4 separate regions of the Homo sapiens genome follow, and regions 1, 2 and 4 are each linked to region 3. Evidence: chromatin contacts called from ENCODE Hi-C or POLR2A ChIA-PET data. All regions are on one chromosome and are shown on one strand. Each heading gives the region's core, a stretch centred on a gene start or an enhancer-like site at or near the end of the contact. The rest is flanking DNA. Distances are from core to core; before and after follow the strand shown.

Region 1 (7,016 bases), core at 3,804-6,303, 900 kb after region 3:
ATAAAAGGGAAATATTAAGATACAGAGCAAAACATTCCCTTGAAAACTGTAAAAGAATACACTTTGTATGATTCTACTGGTATCATATTCAAAAATGAATTTATCTTTTTTCCCTAACATATGAGGTCAGAATTGTGGTTGCCCTGTAGAGGGGAGCAGTGGTGTTATCTTAATCTGGGTACTAAATTACATGAATTTACATATGTAAAAATCCATCCAGTTACACACTTCAGAGTACACTTTACTGGTATTAAAACTGCATCTCAGTTAAAGAACTAAGTTTTTAAAAGGAAAAAAGAGTGCATACAAGAGAAACAAAAATTTAGCAAAATATATATAGTTGGTAATTTGGGAAGGTGGGAACATATTTATTATATTATTTCTTTGTATCTTTCTATATTTGAACAATTTCTCAATTCCTTACAGGAAAAGAAAATTTGGACATAGACTCATACAGAGGAAAGATGATGTGAGGACAGACATCTAAGCCACGGAGCAAGGCCCTTCCCTCACAGCTCTCAGAAGGAACCAAACCTGTTGACATCTGTTTTTTTTTTTTTGAGATGGAGTCTAGCTCTGTCGCCCAGGCTGGAGTGCAGTAGCACGATCTCAGCTCACTGCAGCCTCCGCCTCCCAGGTTCAAGCAATTCTCCTGCCTCAGCCTCCCGAGTAGCTGGGATTACAGGCACCCGCCACCACGCCCGGCTAATTTTTATATTTTTAGTAGAGACAGGGTTTCACCACGTTGGCCAGGCTGGTCTCGAACTCCTGACTTCAAGTGATCTGCTCTCCTTGGCCTCCCAAAGTGCTGGGATCACAGGCGTGAGCCACTGCACCCGGCCCCTGTTGACATCTTGATCTCAGACTTCACCCGGCCCCCGATGACATCTTGATCTCAGACTTCTGGTCTCCAGAATGGTGGGAAAATAAATTGCTGTTTAATCTACCCAGTCTGTGGTTCTTTATTATAGCAGCCCTAGCAAACTAATACTAAGGCTCTAACCTTTATCTCCCTCCCCTCTCTTATTATTCCCTAAGAGGAAGTCCAAACTGCAATAGGCAAAGATTCTTAATGGACCTTGCATGCCTTGTTTAGCCTGCTCTCAAAATGCAGTAATCTCCTGTACTGCAACAATGAAAACCTTACCCATTTTTCAGGACAAAATCCTTTTAAACTCTCCACCTCTGATCAACAGAGCCTACACCATCGATCTCTCCTTTCTTTGACAGTCTGTCTACCTGAACGTCTGTTTCCATTACCTGAAAAACTGTATTAATAATAAAACTGAAAAACTGTATTAATAAAAGCCTGAGTTTGGCACTAAGCCGTCTACTTCCACTGAGGAAAAAGCAGAAGCAACATACTGCATTTATTTCAAGGCTGTTATGAGAAAGATTTGCACTGACACATGAAGACCAACAAAGACATTTTCCCTGACTTTGATAACTTTAGATTCCATGAGGAATCAGCCTGGTTTTAAGCTTCTCATCAATGCAAATCTGTAAAAAAAATACTGTCTGTCTGGCTCTCTGCCATGGCTATCAGAAAGAATGAAAACTGCAGTTCCATTTTGGAAAATCTGTAACATCAGGCGACCTCCATCTTTCCACATGCCAATTCTGCTGTGCTACTGCCCTGCTTTTCTATATATTCCTTGAATGATTTTGATCCATTTCTACATTTCCATATTAATATGTGGACCCTTAAACACCTATGAAATCCATGATGAAAAAGGTATTAGTAATTAACTCACCTGAGATATGTTCATTTTCTGCTGCTCCTGAAAGAGTGTGGAGAACCGTAAAGGATAACCTGGGGGTGAGGAAGGAGTCATGAGAGATCTGGGCAGCCTCCATCTTACCTGCCTACCAATGTCATCACACCAGCTGGGGAAAAAGGCCTCTCTACAAAAAATGTTCCTTTGACCTTTGAGAAGGGACAAGCAGCACTACAGAGAAAGCACCTCCTGAATATGTGCATCTTTAATATGATCATGTGGATGAACCCTTGCTGTGTGTGTGTGTTTTTTTGTTTTTTTTTTTTGAGACAGGATCTGGCTCTGTTGCCCAGGCTGGAGTGCAGCGGTGTGATCTCAGTTCACTGCAACTTCTGCCTCCTGGGTTCATGCAATTCTCCCGTCTCAGCCTCCTGAGTTGCTGGGACCAAAGGCACCCACCACTACACCCAGCTAATTTTTGTATTTTTTGTAGAAATGGGGTTTCACCATGTAGCTTAGGCTGGTCTCGAACTCCTGACCTCAAGCAATCTGCCCGCCTTGGCCTCCCAAAATGCTGGGATTGCAGGGGTGAGCCACCAGGCCTGGCCCCTTGCTGTTTTTCATCAGGCGATTGTAGACTATTTTCCTATTGATTTATTTAAAATGTATGTCTTCTTTGACTAACAACTTAAACAGAATTAACATTAATATTCTGTTAATATTATTTACACCAATAGAAAACACAAAACTGAAAAAAAGGAGATGCTGAAAGACTATTTTAAAATATTTTTGTTCTAACTTATAGTTTCTCAAAAGACTTTCGATAAGACACTTCTGGTGACTCACCTGTGACAGAGTGAACAGCACTGTGCTTTGCTCCAAGCTCTGTCCTGAGTGACCATGGACAAACTGTTCATCCTAGGTTCAATACTTTTTAAGGTTTTAAGAGTCAGAAATAGAAATCCTTTCCTGTATTATCATTTTTGTGATTCTACAGGTTCAGGATAGAGGCAACCTTAGTAAATTTCTAGATGCTACATGTGATGGATGTTGTGTGAGAGTGACTCAGAATCTGGAAAGAGTGAGGCAAGAATGAAGAAAATGGGGGCTCTATGAGGAGGATTAGAGACAATTTCCTCAGCCCTGGCTGGTTATGCCTTCCTTGGAGACCATGGAGAAAAGCCCTCCAGTAATGTGGCTTTTCCTGTGCAGTCTGACAGTCACCCACGCCTCTCAACCCCAGCTTACCACCTTCTGCAAGTTGGCCCACAGTGTTCAGTGTCACACAATCTGTGATGGCTTCTGGATGTGGCGACATCACCAAGTCTGGTGCTCTCTGGGCAAGGGGATGAAGAAGTGCCGCTGGTTGGGCAAATCAAGACCTGCTCCTTTCTGGGTTCTTCTGCATCTGTTTGGAAGCCCTGGTGAGGAGGTCTCTGTTCTGTCAGAGAGCAGTTCTTCGGTGGGACTCCTGTTCCTGGGGCTCCCTCCTTCCTGCAACATAAAGAGCTGCTTTGCTCCAGAGAAGCTGGGGCTGATGCCTGGGTAACAAATTTATTTTAGTTGAAACTTTCATGGAAAACAGTGTTCTTCACGTCAGCACAACTTCCATTTTGGGCTGGATAATCCTCTGACATAAGGAGTGGTCCTGTGCATTGCAGGATGTTTAAGAGCATTTCTAAACATGCACTAGACACTAGGACACCCCTTCTCCCTGTTGTGACAATCAGAAACGTCTCCAGGCCGGGCGTGGTGGCTCACGCCTGTAATCCCAGGACTGTGGGAGGCCAAGGCAGGTGGATCACCTGAGGTCAGGAGTTCAAGATAAGCCTGGCCAATATGGTGAAACCCCACCTCTACTAAAAATACAAAAAATTAGCTGGGCATGGCCATGCATGCTTGTAATTCCAGCTGAGATTACAAGCTGGGAGGCTGGGGCAGGAGAATCAGTTGAACCTGGGAGGTGGAGGTTGCAGTGAGCCAAGATCACACCACTGCCCTCCAGCCTGGGCGACAGAGAGAAACTCAGTCCCCTCTCCCCCCACCAAAAAAGTCTCCAACATTTCCAAAGTTCCCTAGGGAGCAAAATCCTCCTGGTGAAGAAGTGACCTAAGGCCTTAAACCTGATTCTCTTGGCATTAATTAGAACCCTGCTATCCATGACTACAGCCTCCAATCACATCAACTACTGAGCACTGGAAATGTGGCTAGGACCACATGTTGAAATAACATTTTGGATACACTGAGAAAACCACAGTATGTTCTTAAAATTAATTTCATGTTTTAGATTTTCATGTAGCTACTAGTTTAACATTTAAAATTACGTATGTGACTCATCTTCACTGCCCTAGAATATCAGACTGACTTCTAAAGACAGAGACAGGAGGGACAGCACAGGAGGTGGCAGGGGCCTCAGTCTAACCCAGAGGCTCTGGAGACATCCCAGAAACCCCACAACAAATACACTTGCCACATAGTAAGATTCTGTCCACACTGACTTCACAATCATTGTCCTGGGGTTTTGGGGACAATCACTCAGTGCTGTGAAGGCTGCAATGCTGGGTTAGGTAGGTAGGCCATTACAAACAGCCTGATTCGGGGAGTAAAGTGTTTATGTATTGACATCCTAGCTCTCTCATCCTTTGTGAGCTTGGCTCTATCTTTTCACTCCTCCTTCTTCATTTTTAATGATATAAATAGGGTGGTTGTGAGAATTAAACGAAATACTACATGAAAAGAACAAAGTGTCTTCCAAATATAACGGGAATCAACATTTACATGCTGCTTAGTAACTAGCGCTTAGCTAAATGCTTTACAGGGGATGGCTTACCTCTGAACGACACAAAGCAGTTTTTACTAATATCCTCATTTTCAAACGCTCAAGTGACAGAGCCAAAATTCACGAGGTCCTTCTAGCTCCTAGGCTCGGCCTCTCACCGCAGACCCACGGGCTGTACGCGCTTTGTGGCAGGTTCATGGTCAATACAATAAACGCGCATTCCCCTCCTGAAGCCAGCACCGCGTTTTCCGACGCCTGGCTGCATTCTGGCGCCCATACCTCGGCCCGCACCGAGCATCTTCCAACTAGGACTCAGCCCCACCTAACGCCCCCGGAGCCCGCCCCCACCGGCCCTTCTCAGGCTGAGGTCCCGGGCCGGCCGAGGCACAGGGAGCGACGGCCTGCTTTGGGGGAGTTCCCGGGACGTCGCGTTCCCGCCCCCTGGACACTAGCACATCCCTCCCTGCAGGTCCGCAATCCGCGTGGAGGCCCGGCGCTCTCACCTGAGCTGCGAACCCTCTGCACCAGCAAACACTAACAGGGAGAAGCCGGAAAGTGGGGTTGACTGCACATGCGCAGACGAAAACGCGCATATCCGTTCCCAGCATGCTGCGCGGTAACCCATAACATGCAAGACTACGTTTCACATGCAGTACGGCGCCAGCTGTCAGTGTTTTTTTGTTTGTTTTTCCCCCAAGATTTATGGCGTAATAACATGGACCGTCCTGATAACTGGAGCCCGGGTTCTGTCAGAGCCCCAGAGGTTGTGGGTTAGACTTGATGACATAACAGCAAATGCAGCGTGTGGTTACAGAAAGCAAGAGCCGCGGAAGACGTTTGAAAACAATTGGGAAAATTTGTATACGGACTGGAAATTAGAATTATTAATTAATTGTGGCAGCATTGGGATTATGTAGGTAATCTTGCTTATTCATAAAGAGATGTCTATGTAAGTATTTAGGATTGTATTATGTTTGTAAGTTTTTGGGTTTTTTGGTTTTTTTTTTTTTTTTTGAGACGGAGTCTTACTCTGTCGCCCAGGCTGGAGTGCAGTGGCGCGATCTCGGCTAACTGCAACCTCCGCCTCCCGGGTTCAAGCGATTCTCCTGCCTCAGCCTCCCAAGTAGCTGGGACTACAGGCGCCCGCCACTACGCCCAGCTAATTTTTGTATTTTTAGTAGAGACGGGGTTTCACCATGTTGGCCAGGCTGGTCTCGAACTCCTCACCTCAAGTGATCCGCCTGCCTTGGCCTCCCAAAGTGCTGGGTATACAGGCGTGAGCTACCACTCCCGGCCCGTTTGTAAGTTCTTTTTAAAAAATAATTAGAAATGGGAAGTATGGCAAAATGTTAAGAATATCTACTTCTAGAATATGGACATGCTTATTGACTATGTGTTGGAAAATTTTATAATATAAAGTTGATAAAGGGAAAATTGGGACTGTAATGTTACAAGTGTGCCTTTTAACTTAGAGCTGCCACAAAAATACATAAACAGCTTTGTGAATAAAGCCGTAAAATGTAACAAATACTAGAAAATGGAAACCATTATTAACATAAAAGAATAATATTTGTGATCCTCAGTTTATCTCTGGGGGGAAAAAAAGAAAAAGCAAGTAAGCTGTTCAGCATTACATAATACCTGAAGTACACACAATCCCAACTAAGAAAACCGTTATCCACAAATTATGCATCTCCTAGAGATGAGCTTGCTTAAATCTTATGTGGTATGCTTCTGAAATCAGGAACCAAATTAGGAACCTCTCAGCACAGTATTTTATGACACTCTTTTTAGTAACACACATACACTCACACACACACGGTTGATACTTTCTAACAGGTTATTTTATATGGCAATGATAAGTTTTGATTAGCAAGAAAAAAGATTAATGGCAACAGTAAACTAGTGCAGTATATATGAATCAAGGTATAAAATTTTACTGTTGACACTGAAAAACACTTTAATAGATACTGGAGGAAAAGACTAACATTTGTTTTTAAAAATTCTAATCATCTATGTTTTCTAAGTATATATTTTCTTTTTTTGACATTTATATATTTTGCCTGTTTTCCTAAAGGAACTATTCCAATTTTCATTCTAATAAAAACTTATGGTAATGATCAGAAAAGAATTGAAAATGCATAGCAATATCTCTATATTTACTATGTATACTATCACTAAATATTTAAAAATTTATCCTGGTGCAGTAAAAGTTCAACTATATGAAAAAGAAAGAATGTAGTATGTATCAGCTGGCTTTTAAAGCAGTGGAAAGAGAACCTTCAGTAACCTTGTTAGGACAATGAGATAGGTGCTGGGACAAAGGACATATCCATGGCACTAACATTACAATCAATAATTTTCACAAGGATTCATTCAACAATAAGCAATTAATAATATCAAAGTTTTAAATTTTTAAATTATACATTTCTTAAGTTTTTAAGAGAAACAGGTGTTTTAAAAAGATAAACCCTTTAATTCCTTTCCAAGGAAAGTCTCGCCCTTCACATCTGTCTGAA
Region 2 (6,891 bases), core at 1,048-3,547, 980 kb after region 3:
TTGAGTGAACATAAACTTTTCCCAATTGATTTAACAATGCACATGTGCTTCTAACACACACACAAAAATAAAGACAATACAGGATTAGTTGAATTAAAGTACACCACAGGGTAAGACACTATTCTTTCATTAAAATTAACCTAGCAGGTACTGTGGTTCAAGCCTGTAACCCCAGCACTTCGGGAGGCCAAAGAGGGAGGACAGCTTGAGCTCAGGAGTTCAAGACCAACCTGGGCAACATGGCATGACCTTGTCTCTACAGAAAATAAAAACTTAAAAAATTAGCCAGGTGTGGTGGCATGCGCCTGTGGTCCCTGCTACTTGGGAGGCTGAGGCAGGAGGATCACTTGAGCCCAGGAGGTAGAGGCTGCAGTGAGCCATGTTTGTGCCACTGCACTCCTGCCTGGACAACAGGATGAGACTCTGTCTCCAAAACACAAAATTAACTTAGCAGAAAAATATTCAGTGTGCATCATTTAACTATTTTTCTTAGTAATATTATTTACCCTTGGTATAGACAATCCACAGAAAGTCTTATAAAAGAGATGAGATACTTTAAGGCAAAGAGTTTTAGATGTTTTAACTGGGATGTATTTCTCAAAAGGCCCTTTGGATAAGATGCTTTTGGTGACTCACCTGTGAAAGAATGAACGGAACTGTTTTCCTCCTGGCTCTACCACAAACGAGGGATCCCCGGAAACTCACTGAACCTTTCATGCCCAATGTCTTTAAAGCTTTCAAAAGAATCAGAAGTAGATAGCCACGGAAAACCCTTCATGTATCATCATGCATGGGATTCTATGAGGTAGGGACAAAGTCTCCAGTGTCACATATGTTAACAGCAGTATGGCATCTGTAAAGAGTGGAGAACAAAGCGACTGGGGGCTACTTTGGGATCTGGGGACAGAATCTCCGGTTACCCCTACCCTCAGACCTATGCAATGATGTGGCCTTTCCTGAGCAGCCTGTCCCTGGCCACCACCTAGCCCATTTTGCTCTTCTCAAAGCTGGCCCAAACCACCCACTGTCACCCATTGTGTGGTGGCTTCTGGAGGCTTCACCAAGTCTGGCTCATTCTGGGAAGGAGGATCAAGAACTGCTTCTGACCATACACATCTAGGATCTGCTCCTCTGTGGGCTCTTCTGCCTCTGCTCTGAAGCTCGGGAGGGAGGCCTAGGTCTGAGAGGTGTTCTCTTCCAGGTAAAACTGTTCACAGAGACCCCTGCTTCCCACCTCGCAAGGGCTGCTCTGTTCAAGGAGCCTGCGACCTGACCTGAGAAACCATGTTAGTGGCAAAAATCTGACTCTTAGAATTCTTTACATCAGACTTAAAAGAGAGACACCCTGACAATGCAGAAGGGGCCAGGAACCTGTCTGACCCAAGAGATCTGAAGACACACCAGAAATCCAGACTACATTTGACACATGGTAAGATTCCATCTACATCCACTCCCTGAGTATTTGGGGACATGACATTCTGCTAAGTGCTGTGAAGGCTGCAATGCTGGTTTTAGGCAGGTGTGATATTAGCGCCTGAAACGGGAAATAAATCACACCTGCCTTTGAACCCCAGCTCCCTCACTGCTAGCTTGTGACCTGAGCCTCAGTTATATTTAATGCAGATGTGGTTGTGAGGTATACATAGGCACCCAACGAATGGAACAAAGTGTCTTCTAAATATAACAGCAGCAGTCCGCTCATGGCTTAGTAGCCTACAGTCGGCTGTTTGCTTTACAGGTGGTGACTTAAAGTTTTAAACCAACGCCATGAAGCAGTCATTATTAATACCCTCACTTTCAGATGAGAAACCTGACTCTCATCCACGTCCCTACATTCGCCTCGGCTTCCAGTTGACAGAGATGGAACTTACCCGGGTTTTTCCAGCTCCAGAGCTCGGGGTCTCGATGCAGACCCACCGTCCGGGGATTTCGGGCACGTTGTCGCCCGCGTTACAAATGCGCTTTCCCCACCCCCGCCGCCGCTCGCGCCGGGCTCCGGTCCCGCACACCGCGGCCCGCACCCGGCACCTGCTCCGGACCAACGCTCAGCCTCAGCCGCCCCGGGAGCCAGCGGCCGAAGTCCCTCTCCAGCGGCCGGGAAGGCCGAGGGCCCGCCCGGTCGCATCCACTGACACAGGGGGCGGGGATCCCACAAACTTCCCGCTTCCTCTCCCGCTTCCGGGCACAAACGCTGTCCTCCCGCCCCAGCTGCGCCCCCTCTACTTTCCGAGCCGACCCCCGAGCTTCCCAAACCGCTTCCCGGGAGTCTCGAGAACCCAAATGAGGAGGCGGGGCTCTGGCTGCACAGGCGCAGAAGGAGCCCAGGAGCCCCATCCCAGAGTGCTGCGCGGCGAACCAGACTCATTCAGGACTACATTTCCCATAAGCTCTTGCGTCCGCCTTCGACGTGACTCCTCACGTTTCGGCGATTCAGAATTGGCGGGGATGGAGTTTTTATGAAGTCTCCCGCTCAGGCTCTCCAAGAACAGGGAGAAGTTAAAGGTTAAAACTTAAACGCTACTGACAAATACAAAGAGTAGCCCTCCATTGGTTCCCGGTTGAACCAACATTTTTTTTTTCCGTAAGACTTTCGGAGACAATTGGGAAGCTGAATATGGATTGGGAATTGCAAATATTGAAAAAAAGTACCATTACTTTTGTGAACTGTGAAAAAAAATTAAGAATTTTGTAGAAATTTTTTTTTTAAAAAAAGGGATCACTACTGAAGTATTTAGCATTGAAATGATATAACTTTGAATTTACTTTACAATTTTATACATTTTCAACCTGGAACCTCCACCTTGTCTCTTTACAGCCTACCCGACCCATTGACCTGTGAGCCCTGTCCTGGCGCCCCCAGGCGTGAGGGTTCTAAGGCGGGTCGAGCCCGGTGCTGCAGGTGTTAGAGAAAAGCTTTTGGTTTTTATCCCTTAACATTGCTTCTTGCCGAATTCTCTTATTGATTCAACATATTTAAATTTAATGTTAATTATCTTAGGTTTCCATGCGCATTAACGAATTTTCTTGCTTTTTGCTGATTGTTTTTTATTTCCGTAGGTTATTGGGGAACAGATGGTGTTTGGTTACATGAGTAAGTTCTTTAGTGGCGATTTGTGAGATTTTGGTGCACCCATCACCTGAGCAGTATACACTGCACCCCATTTGTAGTCTTTTATCCCTTGCCCCGCTGCCCTCCGCCATTCCCCGCCAAGTCCCCAAAGCCCATTGTGTTATTCTTATGCCTTTGCATTCTCATAGCTTAGCTCCCACTTATGAGTGAGAACTACGATGTTTGGTTTTTCCACTCCTGAGTTACTTCACTTAGAATAATAGTCTCCAATCTCATTCAGGTCGCTGCAAATGCCATTAATTCATTCCTTTTTATGGCTAAGTAGTATATCATCAGATACATACCACAGTTTCTTTATCCAGTTGTTGATTGATGGGTATTTGGGTTGGTTCCACGTTTTTGCAATCGCAAATTGTGCTGCTATAACCATGCATGTGCAAGTATCTTTTTCATATAATGACTTCTTTTCCTCTGGGTAGATACCCAGTAGTGGGATTGCTGGATCCAATGGTAGTTCTACTTTTAGTTCTTTAAAGAATCTCCACACTGTTTTCCATTGTGGTTGTACTAGTTTACATTCCCACCGGCAGTGTAGAAGTTTTCCCTGTTCACTGCAGCCATGCCAGCATCAACTATTTTTTGATTTTTTGATTATGGCCATTCTTGCAGGAGTAAGGTGGTTTTGATTTGGATTTCTCTTATCATTAGTGATGTTGAGCATTTTTTCATATGTTTGTTGGCCATTTGTATATCTTTTTTGAGAATTGTCTATTCATGTCCTTAGCCCACTTTTTGATGGGATTGTTTGTTTTTTTTCTTTGATGAGATTGATTTGTTTGAGTTCGTAGTAGATTCTGGATATTAGTCCTTTGTCAGATATATAGATTGTGAAGATTTTCTCCCACTCTCTGGGCAAAGTGAACAGCTGAGTAAAGATTAAAGGTGAGCTGCGAGGTGTTGTTACCTCAGAGGGTGCTCTGCAGAAGAGTATATCCATGAGCTACTTGAACTCTTTAAATCAAAACAAAAGGAAAAAAGTTTATTCTAAGCAAGTTTATTTCTTGTCTGATGGTTATTAGATGGGAGAACATTGCCAGATCTAAGCTACCAACCTCAAAAATGTTTTCAAAAACAAATGGTTATTGAACATCACATTTTACAGAGATTCTGCTCCCTTTCTCCCGCCCTCCCCAGAGAGAGCAGTCCTGCATGCGAATGATCAAAGGTCAGTCTTAGGACAACAATGAGAAAACAAGCTATTTAGATAAACTCCTCTACATTCCCTTGTTATTTGCTTTTTACTATTAACTCAAGGTAAGAGGATCAGGCTGCCTTCAGCCATAACCCTTTCCTAAAGCTTTTGCAAAACCTTCTGGCCTTCCAAGAAGGTTTGCCCAGTTCTTTGTAGGACAGATGATTGATAGATGTAAAGTAATTCATGAGTAACCCTGCTTAGCAGGGTTAGAGGAATCCCAGGGATACATAGACTGGCAGCTGTTTCCACCTTAAAACCAACAGAATTGTCTAAGTTGCAGATGATGTAAGACAGAACAATTTTTATGATGTGATCATGAAGATGTGAAAAATAGGGGCTGTAAGAAGGACCATTCTTTATACACGTGCATTCCTTATCAAGCCAACAACTGACTATGGGGAATGTTTTACAACCTCAGAGACCTGCGCCTGCCATGCTGCTCTGCACAGCAGCCACTGGGGGGCTCTCTTGACCGCAGTTTTTTAAGCTAGTGCCCTATATAGAAGGGTAAGTTTTTGTGAAAAGATTAACATTTGCTCACTATCACATGGGTTTTACATATTCAAGCTTGACGTACTTGTAAAGTTCCCATCTGCCTACCAGCTAGGTGTCAGACATTACATGTGGTAGGCACTTGAGGATTTACTGAATGACTTTAAATCCACACTGGGCCTGTGTGTGTGCTGCCTTTTATGAGTGTGAAGGTGACAACACTGCCTCTTTTCATGATGCCCTTGGCTGAGATGACCATCATTCTTGTGACTAAAACTGGGCTGTACATTTCTATGGGCACAGTAGGTAGCAGAAGTATCTGACCTATGATTGTGATATGGCCTCTTGCTCTGCCTGATCAAGCAAAGTCTCTGTAGAACATAAGAATAAAAGGCACTTACTTTCTGGTCAAAACCAGAAGAAACCTGTCATTCCTAAGAGTTCTTATTACAGCACTCAAACTAAGCTAAATCAAAGGCCAGTGCTCTATTTTGCAGATTTACATAGAAAGACTTGAAAGTTATGCTGATATTGACATTTGTCCAACCAAACTAGAAGAGGATTGTCTTGTCACCCATTTATCTTGCTGTGGAGCGATGACCATGAGGTTGCAGGGAGTGTGAAAAACTGCAGGCTCTCTGAGAACATTTAATCTGATGACATGTGAGTTTGTAAGGTTTTTGTGAACTTTCTGATAATTTTTCAATATTTTTTTGCTCCCATAAACTTAACACTTTAAGAAATATTTTTAAAGGTTACATTGTGCAGATGATGGAAATGGACATGAAAACCACATCTTTCTATTAGCTTTAGAATAACAGTTCATAGTTTTCATTGTTCATTGGTAGGTCTTGGTAAATTGCTCTTGTAATAATCTGCTCATAAATTGAAAAGTATTTTTCTGGTGATTTTTGGCAGTTATCTTCCAAGTATACTACCAGAACATAATAGTACAGTAAATATCTTTATGGCTTTCTAGAGGCCGTCTGCAAGTTCCAGTCTCTCTTTAAGGTGCACATGTCTGGCCTTTGAAATAATTGGCCGCTGACAGGTCTAGGGCCTCTAGACTGTGAAAAATGTGTAGCTTCACCCTGAGTCATACATTGTGCATTTGCTCTTGCTGGTGTTTCCGCTGCCTTTATCTGAAGATCTGTTTTATAGAAACCTTGACATACAGAATAGCCACAGATCCCTGTGCCCCTATCCCCTCCCCCAGGAGTGTTGCCTGTGTTTAGAGATTGGGCTGATGAGTTAGAAGCTCTCCTCAGGCAGTCTGAGAAACATTGCATTGCTGGACATCACCCAATGCTCACCTCACTCAAGAGCTTCCTAGGGCACTCATACAACCACAACAGCACTTTGGGGTCCTTGAGTTACCTATGAGAGTGCAATAAATCTTGCTGAGTCAGGGGGTTGCTCACAGATGGCACCAACTGGACACAGAAACATGAGCTTCATGGGGTCTTTCTTCCAGTCTGGCCTCATGACTGCTGTAAAGGGAAGGGCCTTGGAGCTGGTAGGCAGGGTGAGCCAGGGAGGCATTTTTAGCAAAGGCTCTCAGAGTGCCCACTGGACAGTGAGAATGGCTTTGTGGGTGACGCTTAGGAAAATATGAAGGAACACCTCATATGAAGATCAAGATCGTGACAGGCAGTGGCGCGAGGTTTTGTTTGTTTGTTTGTTTGTTTTACATTTGCCTGTAGGTAAGACTGTCATTCAGAATGTATGCAGCCACAGAAGTGGAGCCTGATGGCTAAGTAGAAATCTCTGCCAGCTGTGCTCCCCACAGGAATAGCCTCAGCAGTGGACCTGTGGTGAGGAGAGAGTCCGTGCTTGGCGGAGGGAGAGCACAGCAGCTGTGGGACTTTGCACTGAACTCAGTGCTGCCTTGTTGTAGCAGAAAGCAAAACAAGGTTGCACTCATCTGATGCCTCCACCCACGGAGGAAACATTTACACTAGTGCCCACCCACGGAGGGAACATTTACACTAGTGCCCACCCACGGAGGGAACATTTACACTAGTGCCCACCCACAGAGGAAACATTTACACTAGTGCTAGCCAGAAGGGAATTG
Region 3 (7,908 bases), core at 327-2,826:
TATGACCAGCTACTGTTTTAGGAGTTTTACTTAATTATCTAATTTTTTACAATTACCATTTTTAGGTAGTTTACTATTATTAGCTTCACTGTAATGGTGATAGGTGAGTACAATAAAACACGGAGAAGTGATCTGGCCAACAACTCACACATAGATGGCTGAGTTAGATGTTTCACTTAGGCTTAAAGTTATTGCCTGCTGGTAAGCAAACAAGTCATATTTTAAATGAAGCATTTTATGAACACATACTACTAGTTTTTAGTATCTGCCATAGAATTGAGATCTATTTGCAAACAGCCATATTGTTTTCTTAAGACACTACTGTAGGCAGAATAATGATCCCCCAAAGATGTTTATCTCCTAATTTCCGGAATTCGTGAATATATTAGCTTACATGGCAAAAGGATTCTGCTGATGTGATCAAGGGCAGAGACCTGGAAATGGGAAGATGATCCTGGATTACTCAGGTGAGCCCTCAGAATCTTTTCCAGCTGCAATCAGCGGTAGACTTGAGGATGGAAGGTTCAGAGAGATGGCATATCACTGGCTTTGAAGATGGAGGAAGGGACCAAAGCCAAGGAATGTGGACAGAAGCTGGCAAAGGCAAGCTAAGGATTGTCCTGTGGAGTCACCAGAAAGGAGTGCAGCCCGGGTGACACCCAGGTAGCACTTCTGATCTACAGAACCGTGAGATAATAAATGCATTGTCTGTCAGATGATAAATTTGTGCTGTTTCAAGCTACAAAGTTTGTGGTTTTTGGTTATTGTGGCAATAGGGAACGGATACAGGCCCTGTCAGGTATTTCACTCAATCCATGAAATACCTTACAGTATACAAATTTTAACATGCGCGGGAGCCACTTACGGATCCGTCTATCTGTGCTGCCTGGGAGTGTCAAGAGGCCGTGTCCTTCATTCACCTCGCGCGTGGGCGGCGCTGCCCTGAAGATGCTCCCGGGCTCAGTGCAGACGGCTCAGCGTTCTCTCGCGTTCAACGAACCGCCAGAAACGTCAGATGGTACGGAGGAAAACACTTTACACTTTAACAGTATTTTTACGTTTATTTGCAGCAAATGTTGTTGGCTTTGTATTTAAAGTATTTATGACTCACTATAAAGTGTAGGATCCAAGAAAACGCGCTAGTTTCACTTGGCCCCCGTGGCTGTCCCGGGGAGCTCTCCAAGGAAGGACTGGTTCCTGAAGTTCCTGGGGTGCTGCACCACCACGGAAGAACCAAGCTCCACAGAGAAGCCAGAAGCCGCGACCGCGGGGACGCTCTCTGCCAGGCCTCCACCGCCTCAGCGGCCCTTTACAGCCACCGCATTCTCCATGCCCCCAGTTATTTCTAGCTTCGCACAGCGCCCGGCCCACCGAGCGACCTCAAACCTCGCGACACTCGCAACTCCCGAGGCCCTTCCTGCTACTGGCCTCAGAGGGAAGAGACATCGGGAAGATTGCTCCGCCCACAGAAAGGAAGATTTCGTTCTCGCGAGATCCCAATGACAATTCGGGAGCCCGTTCTCGCGGGATTTTCCAAGACCGGGTTGGAATTTGCGGGGGTTAGGAGACGGAAGTCAGAGCCTAGGAAGATTTGGGGGTCGCCTTGCCGGCCTCCTGTCCTCCTCCGGCGGCGGCGGAGCCCGAGAGAACTAGGTGAACACCGCTTTGCCAGCCTCACACAGCGTCCCCTGGCTCTGCCGCCGCTCCGGACGTCGCCCTCCCGTTCTGCTTGGGTCCCCTTAGTCGCTACCTTTGCTGGGATCCCCCTCCTCCATCCTGTGGCTTCGGGTTGCCGAAGAGCGATGCTCGGAGGGCGGCCGGAAGTGGCGTTGGCCGCCATTGGCCTGCCGGCCAGCCACCTTGCTGTCCTCCGCCGCCTTCCGGGTGTTACATGCAGCCGGGCTCGGCCCCTCCCCCTGGCCGGATGGATCCGTCGGCGCCACAGCCCCGCGCGGAAACCTCAGGCAAAGGTACCAGCTCCGCGCTCGCCCCTTACGCAGAGGCCTGTGTACTGCGTCGCGTTGGACCAGTTCTTGCCGGTGCCCTTCGGGTTGGGGTTTTGCCCTGTAGATCCTCTTCAGTGACAGCTGCAGATTGTGAACCCCTCCAGGCCTGGAACCAAATCTCCGATTCAGTGTTGAGAACCTGGACTCGGGAGTCAGCCCCTGGGATCTAGTGCTGCCTCTGACAGTTACTTGCTGAGCAACTTTGGGCAGGCTCCTCATCTGTAAAACTGGGTTCATTACTAGGTTCTTGCGATTATTAAATGACGTGGGGAATACGCAAAGTATTTATGTGACCCCGCGTGTGGCCCATATTAAGCACTCAGTAAATGTTATTTTCATTCTTTATTCTTGTATGCCCCAGTTGTTAGTGAATGGCAGAAGTTTGTTGTAAGTAGATAAATGAAGGTTGAGATATTTAGTTCAGTTGAGTTTTATTGCCTATTGAGTCAGGGCATTATATTCTGCCTTAAATAGGAGGTTTAAAGAAGGTGTGATTATCTACCACAAGTCACCTGGGATGCCTTCTGGCACCCAAATGAGTAGTTTTCATTAATAATTGTGCTGTATAACAAAAGCTACCAGGTATTGAGTGATTTTCCTGAGCCCAGCAATATGCTGATTGTTTACTTGCTTTCCTTTGAGGAAGATATCGATCTCATTAAATAGATGAATTCAGAGCTAAAGTTCAGAGAGGGCAAGTTACAAGCCTGAATTCTGAGGTCTAGGAATTGATGACGCTGTAATTCAGGGACCAAACATATAAATACCTATAGGAGACTGGCAGCTAAAAATAGATGAAGCTGCCGAGTGGATATTGTGACTGGGAGGCTCATTCCTTTTGATAAATCTAGTCACTCTTGGTATTTAGGGAAATTGGTGGAAGGAGCAGAAAGCTCCAGGGCCCCGAGGTGGGAACACCCTTGAGGAATGCTTGAGGAGGCCTTTGGAGTGAAAGAGGGAGAGAGAGACCCTATCACCAGAATGAGTTGAGTTGGTAATTAGTTTAAACCAAAACAAATGATTTCGACTCATTAAATTTTAGGACACTTAACCCATTTCCCTGTTAAATCCAACAGGAAATCTTAACAATTTAAGCAGTTGTTCTGTAGTTTGGATACTGAGAGATTCCATTTCTAACTCAACTGAATTTATTTCGTCCTAGAAATTATCCGAACTCAAACCCAAAATACTCCAATAAGTTGTGTGATTCCCTTAAGGCTTTTTTTTTTTTGCACATGCTGTACACTTATCTGAGATACAGTTCTTAGACCCCTTTCCCTTTTAAATTACATTTCTCAATACTCCCTTCTCATAGCACTCTTCTTCCAATGCAGTTTTTACAGTTATGTATATGTTGGTGTACTTTTTAGTTTTCTCGCAAGATATCAAGGATTTGTGAGATTGATAATTTGTAATAGGCCAGGCGCATGGCTCACACCTGTAATCCCAGTACTTTGGGGAAGCTTAGGCGGGAGGATAGTTTGAGGCCAGCCTGGACAACATAAGCGAGACCCTGTCTCTACTAAAAATAAAAAATTTAGCCAGGCATGGTGGTGCACACCTGTAGTCCCAGCTACTCAGGAGGCTGAGGCGGGAGGATGGCTGAGCTCAGGAGTTGGAGTTTACAGTGAGCTATAATTGTGCCATGACACTCCAGACTGGGCGACAGAGACACTCTTGTCTAAAAAAAAAAAGAAAAAAAAAAGAATGTGTAATAAATTCGCATGTTCACTGAATGTCTGCTGTGTGACTCTGTGTTGGTCCTGGGGATAAAATTTATAACAGTACAAACTTTTCTTGGAAAGGAAATTACTCTCTACTGGAAGGAAAAGACAAAAAACCAGTGGACATGATAATTAAATGTTATGATAAGTGCTACAGAGGCAATAAAATGATGAGATAGAGAATAATGGGTACCCTACGCTAAATAGGTGGACTGGGAGCAGAGAGACTGGTTAGGCATAATTTAGGGAAAGTTGATGGTGGCATGCTTTAAGACAGAGGTCTGCAAACTACTGCCTGTGGGCTAAAACTGGTCTGACACTTTTTTTTGTAAATAAAGTTTTATTGGAACACAACTGTGCCCATTTGTTTATGTATTGTCTGGTTGCTTTTGCATTACAAGGGCAAGAGACTGTATGGCCTACAAAATCTAAAGTAACAAATAGCTAATAACTGACTCTAGAGAAAATGTTTGCCAGCCTTTGCTTTAGAGAGATAGTGGCATGGAGGAAAGTGATTCATTTTTGAAGTAGAACCAGGATATTCTGATGGATTGGATGTAAGGAGTAATATTAAATGAGGTTTAAGGGCTGACTAATGGTTTTCTACCTTGAAAAGTTGGTTAGATGATGATGCCAGTTTTTTGTTTTTTTTTAAATGCCAGCTTTTTTTTTTATTATACTTTAAGTTTTAGGGTACGTGTGCACAATGTGCAGGTTAGTTACATATGTATACATGTGCCATGCTGGTGTGCTGCACCCATTAACTTGTCATTTAGCATTAGGTATATCTCCTAAAGCTATCCCTCCCCCCTTCCCCCCACCCCACAACAGTCCCCAGAGTGTGATGTTCCCCTTCCTGTGTCCATGTGTTCTCATTGTTCAATTCCCACCTATGAGTGAGAATCTGCGGTGTTTGGTTTTTTGTTCTTGCGATAGTTTACTGAGAATGATGATTTCCAGTTTCATCCATGTCCCTACAAAGGACATGAACTCATCATTTTTTATGGCTGCATAGTATTCCATGGTGTATATGTGCCACATTTTCTTAATCCAGTCTATCATTGTTGGACATTTGGGTTGGTTCCAAGTCTGCTATTGTGAATAGTGCCGCAATAAACATACGTGTGCATGTGTCTTTATAGCAGCATGATTTATAGTCCTTTGGGTATATACCCAGTAATGGGATGGCTGGGTCAAATGGTATTTCTAGTTCTAGATCCCTGAGGAATTGCCACACTGACTTCCACAATGGTTGAACTAGTTTACAGTCCCACCAACAGTGTAAAAGTGTTCCTATTTCTCCACATCCTCTCCAGCACCTGTTGTTTCCTGACTTTTTAATGATTGCCATTCTAACTGGTGTGAGATGGTATCTCATTGTGGCTTTGATTTGCATTTCTCTGAGATGATGCCAGTTAATAAGATGCAGGAAGACTATTAGTCACCATCATTTTTGACATTAGTTTTCTTCATTTTATACCCATTGTGTGGTATAATATTTGGTGAATAATTTGTGCTTAAATCACATATGTTGAATAATAGATAATAAAATAAGTCTTAAGAAATGATAGGGTAGGCAAACACATAATGGGAAATATAAGTAATGTGTTAAGAATTGCTGTAAGGGTTGCTTTAGGTTTTAAGGTGCAAATAGTACTGTTATGAAAATTGGGCCCATTGACCTATATGTTGTTCTACTTGTACAGTGGATCGAGGCTTTAGTTTGACATTAAAACACTCTTTTAGAATGGTGTAACAGTTGTCAACAGTTTGGGTCCAGAGAGTAGAGTGGGAGAGAAGGTTTTTCCCTCTGTACTCATTATTGTTATGGTAAAATAACCTCATCAAAGTTAGTGGCTTTACTTTTAAGGAACAACTGATGGATGAGGAATTTAATGAGCTATTCTTGCTTTAGATAGTATAAACATGTCATGTTGTAGTTATAAATATCTAACTGGAGGTCATCAGGAAGACCCTAGGAAACTGCCAGTGGTTATCTGATCTCAGTGAGAAATGTATAGGAAAAATAATTCCTAGTGTTCTTATGTTTGTAGCCATAGAATTATTTTTGGATTCTTGCCATAAGAAATTCCATTTGGAAAATTATTTTTACTTAGTTTTCTTTATTTGATACTTTTTAATTGTACCAATAGTATACTGTGGACTCCCTCCTCATTCATAGTGGTATATTTTCTGGGAAAATAAAATAGCTGTATGGTTAGTCACAGAATAAGTTCATAAAGAGAGAGGTAATACTCTTTAAAGTGTAATAGGATCTTTGCAGAAAGAGATCTTAGAATTCATCTCTTAAAGTAAATATTCAAAACCCGGAAGAGGAAAAGCTGTGACATCACTGTAGTTGAATTGGAGGTTCCCATGGTTAGCTGTATACAAGCAGTGGTTAAAGTAAAGGCTTAGAGGCAACAATATTGCAGTGAAAAGAAACAGCTGTTTCTAGAGAAAGGCAATGGAATAACTGTAAAAAAGACAGATGAACCACAAAGCATTGCTGTCCAGAGGATTTTAGTTTACTCATTACCAAGTCCTATTCACGATTACTCTACCATATCATGAAATATATGTATATATATATGTTCATGAGTCAGGAAGAATATTTTAGTCAGTGGCTCTCAACCCTGGCTGTGCGTCAGAATGATCTTTTGAATTCAACAATAACAACCAAACAAAACAATAAAACCAGATGCCCGTGACCCCTATCCACTGAATAAGAATCACTAGAGGTGGTGTCTAAGAATGTATATTTTTAAACTCCAGGGGAGATGATGACACACAGTTAGGGTAAGAACCACTGGAAATAAAGTATGTACCCTTTATTCTGTTTATTATAGGAGAATATCTGAAAATCTATTTTAGAAAAATATCTATACATGTTAGAATTTATCTTGTTCCAGTTTTTTGGAAAAGGCATTTATGTGAGGTATATATTGTTTCTCACAGCTGTGAATAAATGAGGTGTTACTTTATAAGCTAGCTTTGGAAACTTTATTTTCTTTATTCTTGCAGACATATGGCATCCAGGAGAAAGATGTCTTGCCCCTTCTCCAGATAATGGAAAACTTTGTGAAGCAAGCATAAAATCTATCACAGTGGATGAAAATGGCAAGTCATTTGCAGTCGTCTTATATGCAGATTTTCAAGAAAGGAAAATACCTCTTAAACAGCTTCAAGAAGTGAAATTTGTTAAAGATTGCCCTAGGAATCTTATATTTGATGATGAAGATTTAGAAAAACCTTATTTCCCAAACCGAAAATTTCCATCATCTTCTGTTGCTTTTAAATTATCTGACAATGGAGACTCTATTCCTTATACCATCAATAGGTATTTGAGAGACTACCAAAGAGAAGGAACCCGGTTTCTTTATGGACACTACATCCATGGAGGAGGGTGCATTCTGGGTGATGACATGGGACTTGGAAAAACAGTACAGGTATTTAATTATGTTATAACAGTAAAGTCACTTTACTGTGTACATGAGTGGATACTATATGTAAATCTTTATTTGTACTGCTGTTACGATAGCTATTTTGTGTGTTCCTGTGTATGTTTGTGTTTGTCTCACTAACTAGATAGTGAAGTCCTCAAAGTTGAGGACAATGTCTCAGTTATTTTATCATTCTTCAGTACCTATGAAATATTTTATTCCAAAATAATGTTTTGGTACCACTTGGTTTGATTTTACCTTTGGTAATACTGGTACTAAGATATCAATATATTTGAAGTCATTTAACTTTCTTCATACTTAATGGAAGGAAAGCATTCTAACATTTGTTATGCCACATAGCATGGTTAAATTGTTCCTATAGGCCTTTTGTGCATATTGTTCGAAGTTTATCATGTTAGAAGTTTCTTAATCTGGAATCCCTGGGTCACTAGCAGTTCTGTTTGTGAACTTCAGAGAGACTTCAAGATTCCCTAAAATGTGTACTAGAATTTGTACACATACATACTTTCCTAAAGAGGGGATTTGTTGTAGTTAATCTGTTTCTGTATAACAAATTATGCCAAATTTAGCAGCTTAAAACAATATTCATGTATTGTCTCACAGTTTCTGTGGGTTGGGAATCCAGCTGCCGCCTAGCCTGGTCCTGTAGCTTTGCCTCTCACAGGGCTGCAGTCATCTCAAGGTGACTGGGGAAGATTCACTTCCTAGCCCACC
Region 4 (7,594 bases), core at 21-2,520, 810 kb after region 3:
CCGCCTCCCAGGTTCACGCCATTGTCCTGCCTCAGCCTCCCGAGTAGCTGGGACTACAGGCGCCCGCCAGCACGCCCGGCTGATTTTTTGTATTTTCAGTAGAGACGGGGTTTCACCGTGTTAGCCAGGATGGTCTCCACCACCTGACCTCGTGATCCGCTCGCCTCAGCCTCCCAAAGTGCTGGGATTACAGGCGTGAGCCACTGCGCCCGGCCTGAACTTACTGTTTTTCACAAGAACACAGTACCATGCTCAGTTAATGACTACCCAGAACTAGATGGGGACTCCCAAAGTGCCATCGTCAAGAAAGGGCCCCAGAATGCACTAATTTTGTTTTAAAGACATAAGACTGTGCAGAATTCCAGAGGGCAGGAATCATTTGTCTTTGATTCCTAGAACCTGACATAATGCTGAACACATAGCTACATAGAAGACGCTGGTAACTGCTTCCATTTTTGTTAAGAGTGGCAGTTAAGTGGCTGAAAAAAGTGTTATGTTAAAATTACTGCTAAAATGTATTAGGTATTCTCTACGAACTAAGAGTGTGTTTTCTTCTATAGACAAATCTTTTCTGGTTGGATTTAAAGTTGCAATCCCCACCAGCGCCCACTTGCAGGAAGCTCTTTGTGGCTCAGGTAAAATTCTCTCTACCGCAATTCTTCGCAATTCTTCAAAATTCTGTGGAAAATCACGAAGGAAGGAAATGTTTCCCAGTCTAGTTCACGGACTAGGCTAGAAAAAATGTTTAGTAAATGCTTTACTAAGGAAGACTTCCAATAATCTTTTAAAGCTATGTGCCAAGGTATTTTTTCTCTTTTTTTTTTTTTAAGTTTTGTTCTTGTCTCCCAGGCTAGAGTGCAGTGGCGGGATCTCGGTTCACTGCAACCTCCGCCTCCGGGTTCAAGTGATTCTCCTGCCTCAGCCTCCTGAGCAGCTGGGATTACGGGCGTGCACCACCACTCCCGCCTACTTTTTGGATTTTTTGTAGACGGGGGTCTCCACATGTTGCCCAGGGTGGTCTCGAACTCCTGACCTTAAGCGATCCGCCCGCCTCGGCCTCCCGAGTAGCTGGGCCTACAGGCGTGAGCCGCTGCACAGGCCGCGATGTGGCAATTTCTTCCCAAGTTTGCAGTGTATTTTTACAAATACTAATTTAATAGCCTGGAAGGTGTGTCTCCTGGCCCAGGCCGAGCTGCAGGGGGCGCCAAGCTGCGGCTATGAGGGGAATGCAATGGAACCAAATGCTCTGAGGAGCCCCAGCACCGTGCCTCGACCTCACCGGATTCTGGTCCTCACTGCCGCCCGGGCCTTTCCGCTTCTTCACCAAGGCGGACAGGCTGACGCACTACCACGCCGCGCGACAGCGACCGCGCGCAAAGCGCCAGGAACCCCCCCTACTGCCCGCCCCGCGCTGGCGAAGCGCGACCCGTCCCGCCCCGCCCCGCCCTCGGCACAGCGTCAGAGGCGGGGACGCGCGCTGGTCTATTTTTGGGCATCCGGATGGCGACTGCGGGAAATCGAGTTCTCATGCTGGGGCGAAAGGTGTGTCTGCAGGAGCCAAATCCAAATGAGCAGTCCAGGTACTTCAGAGTTTTAACCTGAGCGAAACAGGAATGTCTCGGGTCTTAACAGGACCGTCCGCCCGCTCGGAAGAGGCGAATCTCCCACGGCAGACGTCTGGGTGTGCGAATGCCAGTTGAGCGGGGCCTCGAGGACGCGTCACACACAGCGAGGATTTGAGGAGGGAAGCGCCTTCCAGGTAGAACGGTTTCTGGGTTCAGAGAACGGAAAGTTCAGTAAAGTGCGTAGGGGTGAAGTGGGGATGAGGCGGGAGAGGGATGCAGCAGCTAAAATATTGCTTTGAATACCGTATTTGAGGCGTTTGGACTTTATTGTAAACGCATTTTTTAATTTAATTTTATTATTATTATACTTTAAGTTTTAGGATACATGTGCACAACGTGCAGGTTTGTTACATATGTATACATGTGCCATGTTGGTGTGCTGCACCCATTAACTCGTCATTTAGCATTAGGTATATCTCCTAATGCTATCCCTCCCCCCTCCCCCCACCCCACAACAGTCCCCGGTGTGTGATGTTCCCCTTCCTGTGTCCATGTGTTCTCATTGTTCAATTCCCACCTATGAGTGCGAACATGCGGTGTTTGGTTTTTTGTCCTTGTGTAAACGCATTTTTAATTTAAAGAGTGTTGTGAGGCCGAAGCGGGCGGATCATGAGGTCAGGAGTTCGAGACCAGCCTGGCCAACATGGTGAAACCCCGTCTCTACTACCTATACAAAAAATTAGCCAGGCGTGGTGGCGCGCGCCTGTAATCCCAACTACTGGGGAGGCTGAGGCAGGAGAATCGCTAGAACCCGGGAGGCAGAGGTTGCAGTGAGCCGAGATCGCGCCATTGCACTCCAGCCTGGGCACCAGGGTGAGACTCCGTCTCAAAAAAAAAAAAAGAGTGATGTGATGTGTATTTTAGAGAGATAAGTGCAGTGGATTAAAATGGATTAGAAAAGGCAGGAAAAAACGATAGGCTGTTAACTTCGTTTTGGCTCTAAACTTCTCGTAAAGAAGTGGAGCAAGCAAGATGGGGAATGGAAGGCAAGAAGTATGAAATCTGAGGCGGACCTTTGCAAAGGATCGTTTCAGTATGACTTCACAGGGGAGTTAGGGAGTATAGGTGATATCTCAAGAGTTATCTCGGCCAGAGACAAGGGAGCTGGGCTTTCATACACTTACCTTGTTTTTCATGGGTTAAGGGCCGCTGAAGAGGATGTAAGTGTGCAGACACGCCTAGCTCTGCACATTTAGGGAAAGCAGTTTAATAGGCTGAACAAAGGCAGTCCTCTCAAGATGACCCTTCAGTGTGGGCATTTGAAAGTGAAAGCAGGTTGAAGTTGAGTGAAGGGGCAGGTGTGTGTGCACAGAAGTGGTACAAAGTGATTGGAGGGGGTGTATCAGTCAGGGTTATCCAAATAAATAGAACCAAAGGTTGTGTGTGTGTGTGTGGATAAGGAGGTTTATTTTAAGGAATTGTCTCATATAATTAAGGAGGCCAGGAAATCCAAAATCTGCATGGTGGACTGGCAGGCTGGAGACACAGAAAAGAGTCATTGCTGCCGTTCAAGGCTGAAGACCCAGGAAAAAGCTGACGTTGTGGTTCAAGTCTGAAAGCTGTCTGCTGCAGTTCCCTCTTGCTAGGGGGAGGTCAATCTTGTTCTAATCAGGCCTTCAGCTGACTGGACGAGGCCCACCCACGTTATGGAGGGCAATCAGCTTTACTCAAAAGTCCACGTATTAAAATGTTAATGTCATCCAAAAACATCATGGAAACATCTGGAATAATGTTTGACCACATATTTGCGTACTGTGGTTATGCCAACTTGACATAAAATTAACCATCACAGGAGGCATCTTGGTGGATGACTGATGTTGTTCTTCTATATATACATTTTGTTGTTTTGTTTTTACGAAAAGAAGATCAGGCTGGGCACAGTGGCTCACGCCTATAATCCCAGCACTTTGGGAGGCCAAAGTGGGTGGCTCACTTGAGCCCAGGAGTTTGAGACCAGCCTGAGCAACATGGTGAAACCCTGTCTCTAGAAAATATACAAAAATCAGTTGGGCTTGGAGGCTGAGGTGGGAGAGGATTGCTTAAGTCTGGGAGGTCAAGGCTGCAGTGAACTGTGATTGCACCACTATGCTCCAGCCTGGGCAACAGAGTGAGACCCTGCCTCCAAAACAAAACAAAAAAATCATTCACAAGGCAGCCTTTCCCAGCCGTGATAGACAGGATTGGCCACAGGGCCAGGGTGGTACAAATGAGCCTGGGAAAACTCTTGGGTATTAATCATGAAGAAACGTTTGCCAGCATGGCTTCACACTCTATGACTGGGTTGTACATATCAATTTTGCTTAAGGGAGAAACTTGAATTTCCTTGTATTTAAATTTTTTTTTTAATAAGTAGAAGCAGGTTTTAAGATGTTATGAAGTCAGACTCTTGCCTTGCCAAATATAGGACAGTATTTCTCTACCATTTTCTCCCTTCAACACATGACAGATTTGAAATATACATCAACGTACTGTTGGAATCATAAAGATGTGCTTTCTGAAAGGTTAATTTGTGAACTCATATTTAGTAGCACGGATTCCCTGACTTAAGTACTCATTTGATAAACATTATGCCAAGAAATGTGCAGAGGAAACAAAGGCAACCAGACCCTGCCCCTGCCCTTAGGCAGTTTACATCTGGTGGAGCAGCGTAAAGACCAGCTAGAGAACAGAGAATGTTAAAATGCAGATTCTCTCCTTCAGAGTCCAACTCAATAAGTGAGGTCAGGAATCTGCATTTCAGTAAGCCCCCAGGTGATTTTGTTGCAAGCTGTCTGGGTTATACTTTGAAAAACACTGATCTGGTGGGAGAGAGAACTCAAGATTGTGTAATGAGTTCAAGATTAGGTACTCATTCCTCTGATTCTTCCTGAAATACGTGGGGTAAACAGTGCATGGTTGCAAAAGCAAGGTAATCTGAAAGCCAGAATCAAGATTATCTTCCAAAAGTGGATTGAGAAGACTGAGAATGCCATGGATTAAGGTAGCTTTCTGTAAACTGGGCATATATTGATTTGTGAGAGAAAGAGGTATCAGAAGATCCCAACTCTTCAATCCATTTATTCAGCAAACATTTGTTGAGTGTCTGTGTTGTTCCAGTTGCTCTCAGGCATACCGTTCTGTTTAAAGGAAAATAATCCCTTCACCTGTGTCCTAAATCCTACTACCTCCTGTTTTCCCATAGGAATTACTTTATTGGTTGTCAGCTTCTTTTCTTGTATCTTCAGTCTTTCCTCTGCTCATTTCAACATATAAACACCTCATTTCAACATATAAACACGTTTCAATGTGTCTCATCTGAAAAATAACAACTTCTTTGACCCCTGTATCTACACTTTCTCTGACCATATCTGCTTTGTCTTCACAACCACGTGAGGATGCTTTTGGTTGCATGTAGCGGTAATACAACTCCCACTGGCTTAAGCAAAAGGAAATGTCCTGTTTTAAGTGACTGAAAAATCTTTAGGCAGAGCTTGGTTCAGTATCTCAAACATTTTTTTAGGACTCTGGTTTCCTTCTGTCCCTCTTCTCTCATTGAATCCTTACTCTCTACTTGAGGCCCACTTCCTACCCAATCTAGCAGCTTTAAATTCTCTCCTTATTGTTGTATTGACCATGGGAAGAAGATCTTTCCTAGTAGCCCCCAAGGAAGAGAGAGGAAGTTTGACTTTTTCAGAAGGACTCAAGACTCCTGGATAATACTGTATGTGGTATAATGACTACCATTGTGATCCTGCCTCCCTGTAACCATATCTTTTTGCATGTCACTTGCACACTGAGTCTGGGCTTGAACATATGACTGACTTTGGCCAATATAATATCTTTTTATGTGATGCAACCAGAGATTTGAAAATTGTTCTTTGGAACCTTGAGATTTCCATGTGAAGAAGCATGAAGATTGAGAGACCATGTGGAGCAGAAATGAGCTGTCCCAGATAAGCATCACCTCATTCCTATGATTAACTGCCACCCTTAGACCCAGACCATTAGTTCTTAGCTGAGCCAGTCCAGACCTGAAGAACCACTCAAGCCAACTGACAAAACTGTGAGAAGTAAAAAAAGTTTGTTGTTTTAAACTATTCCACTAAATTTTGGGATAGTTTGGTTTTGTAGCAAAAGCAAGTTTACACACTGGGTTGCTTGTCTATCCCTGATCCAATCAGTATGTTAGAGGGGTTGGCTTATTGGATTAAGCCAATTAGAACTACCCTTGAAGGTGGCCTTAGAGTCAATCCCACTTAAAACTGGCTAAGAACAGGGAGATTCCCTGAGGAATCTCTGTTTCAGGACAGGAGTTTGGTTCCTGATTGTCTCATCCTTCAGGCATGTGCAGGCCTGAGGGATATAATGGACGTGGGTCTACAGAGCACTGTCTGCTGTCATGCTCCTTGAAAGGCTGAGGAGGACATACAGGAGCTCTGATCTAAGAGCCAATCTGGCCTGAAGTCTTTCAGCTGGTATCAGGATCTGTTATGAGACTTCAGGAGCTTTGAAGGTCCAGGAGGGATTCCAGAAGGCTTTACTGGAGACCTGCTGGGTTCTTTTGGATCTTTCCCTGAATTTACCTAGGAACCAGTTTCAAGAGTTCCTATGGGAGTTTTTTAGGGAAGGAGGAGATGGGAATAAGGAATGTGGGGCGGGTAGGCAAGGTTGACAAGGCCTCAACTATAGTATCCTGGGGTTCAAATTTCTGCCTGAGTGTCTTTGTGTTCTGGACCTTAAAGTATAAGCTCTGTCCCTGGCAGGTCTCAACTCTGAGGGAATGAGGAGGTGTTTATGGGTCTCTCCCTATCCCCATAGGCTCTGTTACCTGTCGTAACAACTTCATACACAAACACCATAGCTTATCCTTGTATCCACTGGCTTCATCCTAAAAATTCAACAGTAATCACATGTCTTCTCAAAAGGGTCCTCTTCGCTCCCCAGTTAACTATTATTTTTTCTTTAGCCTCCCTACTGCATTCTTCTGTTTATGTGTCTGTTCAGGCTATATGGAAAGTAATGGGTGGTTATGTTATGCCCCTACTTCCATCTCACTCTTCTCTTCTCTTGTTTGATGTAGCAATTAGGATTGCACCAAACCCCACATGTACATTGCACTGCTGCCCTCAAATTGACCTGTCACAAGGAGCGTTTCAGTTGCTTCACTAAATATAAAGAGGCTGAATCCTATTAAAAATCAGAATGTCAGTTTGCGGCCAGGCGCGGTGGCTCACACCTGTAATCCCAGCACTTTGGGAGGCTGAGATGGGTGGATCATGAGGTCAGGAGATTGAGACCATCCTGGCTAACACGGTGAAACCCCGTCTCTACTAAAAATACAAAAAAATTAGCCGGGCGTGGTGGTGGGTGCCTGTAGTCCCAGCTACTTGGGAGGCTGAGGCAGGAGAATGGTGTGAACTCGGGAGGCGGAGCTTGCAGTGGGCCAAGATCACACCACTGCACTCCAGCCTGGGCAACAGAGCGAGACTCTGTCTCCAAAAAAAAGAAAAAAAAGAAAAAAAATGTCAGTTTGCATTTAAAAGAATAATCTTGGCCGGGCGCGGTGGCTCATGCCTGTAATAACAACACTTTGGGAGGCCAAGGCAGACAGATCACTTGAGGCCAGGAGTTTGAGACTAGCCTGGCCAACATGGTGAAACCCCATCTCTACTAAAAATACAAAAATTAGCTGGGTGTGGTGGCACACGCCTGTAATCCCAACTACTTGGGAGGGCGAGGCATGAGAATCACTTGAAGTCGGGAGGCGGAGGTTGCAGTGAGCCAAGATTGTGCCACTGCACTCCATCCTGGGCAACAGAGTGAGACTCTGCCTCAAATAAAAATAAAAATAAGAATAAAAATAAAAATAACCTCTGCCGAGACCAGCTCGGTCACGGAGACCCTAACCCAGCGGCGCTAGAGGAAGTAAAGACACACATACAGAAATATAGAGGTGTGAAGTGGGAAATCAGGGATCTTACAGCCTTCAG

What was found. Hi-C counts contacts between places; a loop is a spot of excess contacts on that map. ChIA-PET counts read pairs that join two places held with the same protein, here RNA polymerase II (POLR2A). Pooled maps may share reads with other maps.
Region 1: a loop to region 3 is called in a map with no recorded cell type, with 10 times the contacts of the local background. The contact joins the promoter of ZNF510 here to the promoter of ERCC6L2 in region 3. A Hi-C loop is called at or near these places in 2 of 37 single-sample maps with no recorded cell type and 9 of 50 pooled maps.
Region 2: a loop to region 3 is called in a map of B cell, with 33 times the contacts of the local background. The contact joins the promoter of ZNF782 here to the promoter of ERCC6L2 in region 3. A Hi-C loop is called at or near these places in 1 of 168 maps with a recorded cell type or tissue (B cell) and 7 of 50 pooled maps.
Region 4: a loop to region 3 is called in a pooled map, with 2.4 times the contacts of the local background. The contact joins the enhancer-like site here to the promoter of ERCC6L2 in region 3. A Hi-C loop is called at or near these places in 1 of 50 pooled maps. POLR2A ChIA-PET finds 5 or more read pairs at or near these places in 2 of 52 experiments (GM12878 and H1).

Annotation. Positions count from the first base shown.
Region 1 is chr9:96,773,034-96,780,049 of GRCh38, forward strand. ZNF510 (zinc finger protein 510) reads right to left here and starts at 5,054. Exons shown (of 6, transcript NM_014930.3): 1 at 5,001-5,054; 2 at 2,967-3,212; 3 at 1,755-1,813. The coding sequence starts at 3,036. RefSeq lists a silencer at 4,815-4,914.
Region 2 is chr9:96,852,217-96,859,107 of GRCh38, forward strand. ZNF782 (zinc finger protein 782) reads right to left here and starts at 2,298. Exons shown (of 6, transcript NM_001001662.3): 1 at 1,872-2,298; 2 at 637-853. RefSeq lists silencers at 1,631-1,720, 2,001-2,070.
Region 3 is chr9:95,874,115-95,882,022 of GRCh38, forward strand. ERCC6L2 (ERCC excision repair 6 like 2) reads left to right here and starts at 1,577. Exons shown (of 19, transcript NM_020207.7): 1 at 1,577-1,970; 2 at 6,755-7,179. The coding sequence starts at 1,925. ERCC6L2-AS1 (ERCC6L2 antisense RNA 1) reads right to left here and starts at 1,863. Exons shown (of 3, transcript NR_023390.1): 1 at 1,751-1,863. RefSeq lists enhancers at 748-877, 1,108-1,157, 1,198-1,297, 1,432-2,306, 1,438-1,667 and 1 more.
Region 4 is chr9:96,685,566-96,693,159 of GRCh38, forward strand. No RefSeq gene overlaps it. Among named protein-coding and RNA genes, the nearest start is that of PRXL2C, 34 kb to the left of the region's middle. Within about 2 kb of position 1,271, at least 29 of the 41 ENCODE cell types and tissues checked have a DNase peak (open chromatin) inside an H3K27ac peak, as active enhancers do.